Regions from separate parts of the Homo sapiens genome. Here region 1 is linked to region 2. Evidence: read pairs that join two places in POLR2A ChIA-PET (ENCODE). Cell type or tissue: A673. All regions are shown on one strand. Each heading gives the region's core, and the rest is flanking DNA. Links, peaks and the distances in the headings are about the cores only.

What was found. Peaks named below come from ENCODE experiments on the same cell type or tissue, not always from the same donor. Only the 100,000 strongest peaks of a DNase experiment are listed, where the experiment ranks them.
Region 1: POLR2A ChIA-PET joins it to region 2 with 10 read pairs; 3 of 35 experiments call an interaction of 5 or more read pairs at or near these places.

Annotation. Positions count from the first base shown.
Region 1 is chr2:54,481,697-54,484,612 of GRCh38, reverse strand. The region is part of intron 1 of SPTBN1 (spectrin beta, non-erythrocytic 1); the gene reads right to left. It also overlaps the pseudogene C9orf85P1. Among named protein-coding and RNA genes, the nearest start is that of SPTBN1, 27 kb to the right of the region's middle. RefSeq lists an enhancer at 1-215. In A673, for the core only: no CTCF peak of the experiment used is centred there; a DNase peak (open chromatin) is centred at 1,762; H3K27ac peaks cover 1,473 bases.
Region 2 is chr2:54,097,271-54,100,186 of GRCh38, reverse strand. It overlaps a transcript of ACYP2 not described here. Among named protein-coding and RNA genes, the nearest start is that of ACYP2, 17 kb to the left of the region's middle. In A673, for the core only: no CTCF peak of the experiment used is centred there; no DNase peak of the experiment used is centred there.

The sequences.
Region 1 (2,916 bases), core at 246-2,745, 380 kb before region 2:
AGGATGGCAACTACAGAAGACACTTGTCATCAACGCTGGCTTTCCTATTATTCCTCTTAGCATTCTTTTTCGGCTTTCCAGCTTCCCATATTCCTGTTCTTAGGAGAAGTTAACATTTCCTACCTTGCTCTCTGAGCTTGAGGAAAGAGAATATAGAAAATGGCAAAATAAAAGTGTGAAATGTAATTAAAAATAGCAGATGAGTACTAACAAAAAGTCTAAAATTTACTGACAATGGGAAAGGAAGGAGAGCAGGCCTCTTCTGGCAGTCAAGAGCAGGACTGAAGTGAATGAGAGGAAAATAAACACAATTCCCAAGCATATAAAAGTCCTAGGAGGGCCCCGATAATTTATTTCTCAGAGAAAGGCAGTTAATACCGTGCAGTTATCACTTGCCAACAGACATATTTGGTTTTGTTTTGTTGTTGAGACAGGGTCTCACTCTGTCCCCCAGGATGGAGTGCAGTGGTGCAATCACAGCTCACTGCAACCTCTGCCTCCTGAGCTCAAGTAATCCTCCAACCTCAGCCTCCCAAGGCACAGGCACATACCACCATGCCCAGCCAATTTTTGTATTTTTTGCAGAGACAGAGTTTCACCATGTTTCCCAGGCTGGTCTCGAACCCCTGGGCTCAGGTGATCTGACTGCCTCAGCCCCCCAAAGTGCTAGAATTACAGGCATGAGCTACCATGCCCAGCCCCAATACAGATATTTGGATACAACCCCGTCAAGAACACTAACCTGACCAGCGGAACAAAGCAAGAAGGCAATAAGGTCTGCAACAGGCACTTAAACTTCACCCTGGTTTAACAGCAGACAATGACAAAACAGGAGAAACTCTTTGAAATGACTCACAGGCCCTGTGAAGCCACTGGGGGTCACACCCCTAAATCACCCAAGTGCCTTTGATCCATGCATTCTCAGAGCTCTTCCTACCCACTTCCTGTGCCCAGGAACACTTGGCATTTTCTTTATAGTGGGCTCACAGAAAGCAACAGAAATCTGCTCCTGGGGAGGTGCTAATGTCCAGCGAAATGCAGGAGACAGGAAGGCACAGCAAAGAGCCTGGATGGTACAGACCAGACTGCGGGCTTCCAGACAGCCTCTCCACGTGAGGGTTTCTCACGCCTGCAGGAGGAACAATCTCCAAAAAGGTCCTGCTGAGGGAAGCAACGGGTAGAAAATCCGCATCCTTTGGTATACACTTCATGTTTCCTCTAACCCCTCGCTTTTCCGTGACCCTACCTTCCTTGGATCTTATGTGCTATGTCTGAACAAACATGGAACATAATTGATTCCATTCTTAACCCCGTGGTGCCCAGTGCTCCAAGAACATGGGGGCCCATAATGGGAGTTTATTTCACGGGAAATATGTGCTAGCACTGTCCTTGTTTCCCACACACTAGAGATGAGCCAGCAGAGGCAAACTATTGAGGCAGGTCTTTCTCCAGCAGAAGAGATAAAAATCTCCTCTCACCTAGTTTAACCCCAATACTCAGGCTTCGGTTCCCTTCCAGGGCATTCCTCGGCTCTGAAAGAATAAAGCTGCATTCTCTCTTCCCTGGCCCGGCCTCCTCAGGGTCACATTTGCCTGCCCCCAGTCCTCACCACACCCCTTCGGGCCAGCCTGCTTTAAACGGGGCCTTTCTGTAAGATGTGACACATAATCCATTGCACCAACTGCTGTGGGGCTTCTGGTGCCAAAAGACCATTGAGAAAAAGGCTGCTTAAAAAAGTATGGAGTGACTCAGTACTGCCAAGTCCTGTGGGATTACTTATTCCAAGCCTGTCCTTCCTGTGTCAGGCTTCTTAAATGTTCATGCTCCTCCCATGTTTTGTTGACACCCTAGATCTAGGCTGCCCAATGAAACTGTCTGCTGTGATGGAAATGTTCTATATCTATACTATCCAACAGGGCAGCCATGAGCCATGTGTGGCTACTGAGCATTCGAAATGTGGCTAGTGTGACTGAGGAAATGAAGTTTCAGTTTACTTCATTTTAATTCACATAAACATAAGTAACTTCCTGGTGCTCATGGCTCCCTACTGGACAGCACAGGCCAGAGACATAATTTTGAGGGGAGGCCAGAGGATAGCATGCATACTTGGCTTATGTTACAATCACCTGAGGACCTCTTGCAAGTCCTGGTGCCCATTCTGTATCCCAGACAATTCAATCAGATTCTCTGGAAGTGGGACCCAGACATCTGCATTTTTTCTCTAATTGTTTCTAATTTTTTCTTTTTTTTTTTTTCCTGCTGTAGAGATGAGGTCTTGCTATGTTGCCCAAGCTGGTCTTGAACTTCTGGACTCAAGTGATCCTCCCTCCTCAGCCTCCCAAAGCAATGGAATTTCAGGCATGAGCCACCATGCCCGGCTGACACCTGCATTTTTTTAAGTCTCCTCAGGGGATGCCAATGCGCTGCCAAGATTGAGGATCAGTGCTCCAAAATGTGAAAATGTCTACCATTAATAGTCAATCCCTATCCGACCAGGCACTTCAAACACCAAAAACTAAGCCATGTAAATAATGAGGCCAAATATCCCACTCATCATGCAATCCTGTGGTACTATGCCACACCTCAGGCTCATCAATAGCAAAACCATGTCCAAAAAATGGGCTGCTTTATAAAGGAAGCCATGCGGAGGAAAAGAGACAGCTCAGAAAAGAAGGTAAAAGGAGGAAGCAAAGAGGTTTTACAAATAACTGTCAGTATATAAAGCCTGGCTAGTATCAATCTTTATATACAAATAATTCATTTTCTGGAAAGTTACCAGTTAACAATAAAACACACCTCCAAATCTAGTACTCCGAACAAACAGCTTTAATTGGATTCCTTCCCTTGGCTAACCCATCCACACACTCTCTGCGCCTAACAGTAAGCTCTTACCACTATGCATTTTTCTTCAAAAGA
Region 2 (2,916 bases), core at 240-2,739:
CTGGAAAGTCAAAACATGTAAATGTTCATTTATTATTTTTTACAATTTTGGAATAAATTCACAAACTACAGAAGACTAAATTGTGATTACAGAAAAGAGTATGTGATACACCTGGAAGACTTAAATTTGCATTTAACAGAAGTAAAAGAGAAGAACAGGGAAATGCAAATTAAAACCACAAGGAGATACCGCCTCACACCTGTTAGAATGGCTGTGATGAAAAAGATAAACGATAGTGTTGGCGAGGGTGTGGAGAAAAGGGAACATTGCGCATTGTTGGTGGGAGTGTACATTAGTATAACCATTATGGAAAACTGTATGTAGGTTTCTCAAGCAATTAAAAATAGAACTGCCACATTATCCAGCAATTCCTGGATACGTATCCTAAGGATATAAAATCAGTATGTTGAAGAGATATCTGCATTCCCAAGTTCACTGCAACATTTTCACAGTAGTCAAGATATGGAGCTAAAAAAAATAAATAAAAGATATGGACCTGAGTGTCCATCAGTGGATGAATGGATAAAAAAAAAATTGCTTTATAAACATAATGGAACAGTGTTAACAAAGAAGGAAATCCTGTGATTCGTGACAACATGGATGAATCTGAGGACATCGTGTTGCACAAAATAAGCCAGGCACAGAAAGACAAATATCGCATGATCTCACCCATATGTGGAATCTAAAAACACTGATCTCATAGAAGCAGAGAGTAGAATGGTGGGGACCAGGGTCTGGGGGTGGGAGTGGAGACTGGGGAGACGCTGGTCAAAGGACAAGAAATTTTAGCTAGACAGAAGAAATGAGTTCAAAAGATCTACGGTATAGCATGGTGACTATAGTTAATAACAACATGTTGTATACTTGGAAAATTGCTAAGAGAGTAGATTCGAAGTGTTCTCACCACACAAAAGTAAGTATTTGAGGTAATGCATACGTTAATTAGCTTGATTTGGCCATTCTGCAACATATACATATTTCAAAACATATTTGTACACCATAAATGTATACAATTTTTATTTGCCAATTAAAAAATAAACAAGAAACAGTTAAAAAGAAAAAAGGAACAGCAGGTGAAGGGAACCATCCAAGCACAAACATCCTCAACTCTTGGTTGATGGAACACCAAATAGAGGTTCTAAGATATTGTCTGCAATCAGCTGGGCACAGTGGCTCATACCTGTAATCCCAGTGCTTTGGGAGGCTGAGACAGGAAGATCTGTTGAGCTCAGGAGTTTGAGACCAAGCCTGGGCAACATAGCAAGACCTCATCTCTACAAAAATTTTAAAAATTAACCTAGTGTATTGGTGCATGCCTGTAGTTCCAGCTACTCAGAAGGCTGAGGCAGAAGAATCACTTGAGCCTGGGAGATTGAGGCTGCAGTGAGCTATGATCACATCACTGCACTCCAGCCTGGTGACAGAGTGAGACCCTGTCTTTAGAAAAAAAAAAAAAAAAAGGGACATTGTCTGAAATCAGAGAGGACCAGCACAGTAGCAGAGGTTAGTGACCAAATTATGTTGGGAGAAGGGAGGCAGGACAAGCAAGCTAAATTTGCATCCATCTTGGTATCTAAATCAAGTAACAACATATTTGGAGATATCAAGCTAATCACAAAAAGAACTAAAAGCAGAAACTGTTCAAAGAAGTTGCCTCGGGAGAACAAGTTAAAGGACACTATGAGAAAGCAATCAGTCAAATCCAGAATATAGGACATTCCATGGGACAACTGCCCTCGTTTCTCTAATGAATCAATGGCAGGGAGAGGAAATGAGTTATAGAAAAAAGGACATTCAGGAGACAATGAAACAATCAAATTCAACGTGGGCCCTTCATTGGGGGATCCTTTGTTAGAACTTTGAGACAATCAGAAAAATTTAATAATGAACTGGATATAAGATGATGTTAAGAAATTGTGGCCAGGTGCAGTGGCTCATGCCTATAATCTCAGCACTTTGGGAGGCTGAGGCAGGTGGATCTCCTAAGGTCAGGAGCTCAAGACCAGCCTGGCCAACATGGCAAAACCCTGACTCTACTAAAAATAATTTTTAAAAAATTAGCCAGTCATGATAGCACGTGCCTATAATACCAGCTACTGGGGAGGCTGAGGCAGGAGAATTGCTTGAACCTGGGAAGTGGAGATTGCAGTGAGCTAAGATCACACCACTGCACTCCAGCCTGGGTGACAGAGGGAGACTCCACCTCAAAAAAAAAAAAAAAGGAAGGAAGGAGAGAAAGAAACAAGGGAAGGAGGGGGAGGAAGAAAGAAGAAAGAAAGGAAGGAAGGAGGGAGGGAGGGGAGAGAGAGAGAGAGAAAGAGAAAGAAAGAAAGAAGAAAATAAAAGAAATTGTTAATTCATTAGGTATAATAATAGCATGGTGGTTAGAGTTAAAAATATCTTTTGCAGTTATAGATACAGGGAAGCATTTCTAGCTAAAATAACATGACGTCTCAGATTTGCTTTAAAATGCTCCAAAACCACCCCTTCCTCCCCCGAGAATAAAGAGGGACAGAGAAACAAGGCTGGCCAAATGTTGCAAATTGTGGAAGCTGTGTAATAGATTCCTAGGGTTCACCATACCTTTCCCTCCTTTCATGTATGCTTGAAAATTTCCAAAATATTATAACAGTGTGAGAACAAAAATTAGATTTAAAAAATCCAAAATAATACACTGTTGTTGTGTTGTTATTGTCATTTTTTGTAACCAGGTGCCTCTGAGGAATGGGATAGGATTTGGGGAACAGTGGTGCTGGCAAGCTTTTCATAGTTTTCATTTATTCAATGAATACTTACTGAGTCCTGCAATGCATGAGACACTGTGTAGACACTTTAGGGAAATGAAGAGAACAGATCAAAGTCCCTGTCCTCATGGAGCTCACATTCCCATCAGGGGAAAGAGACAACAAACCATAG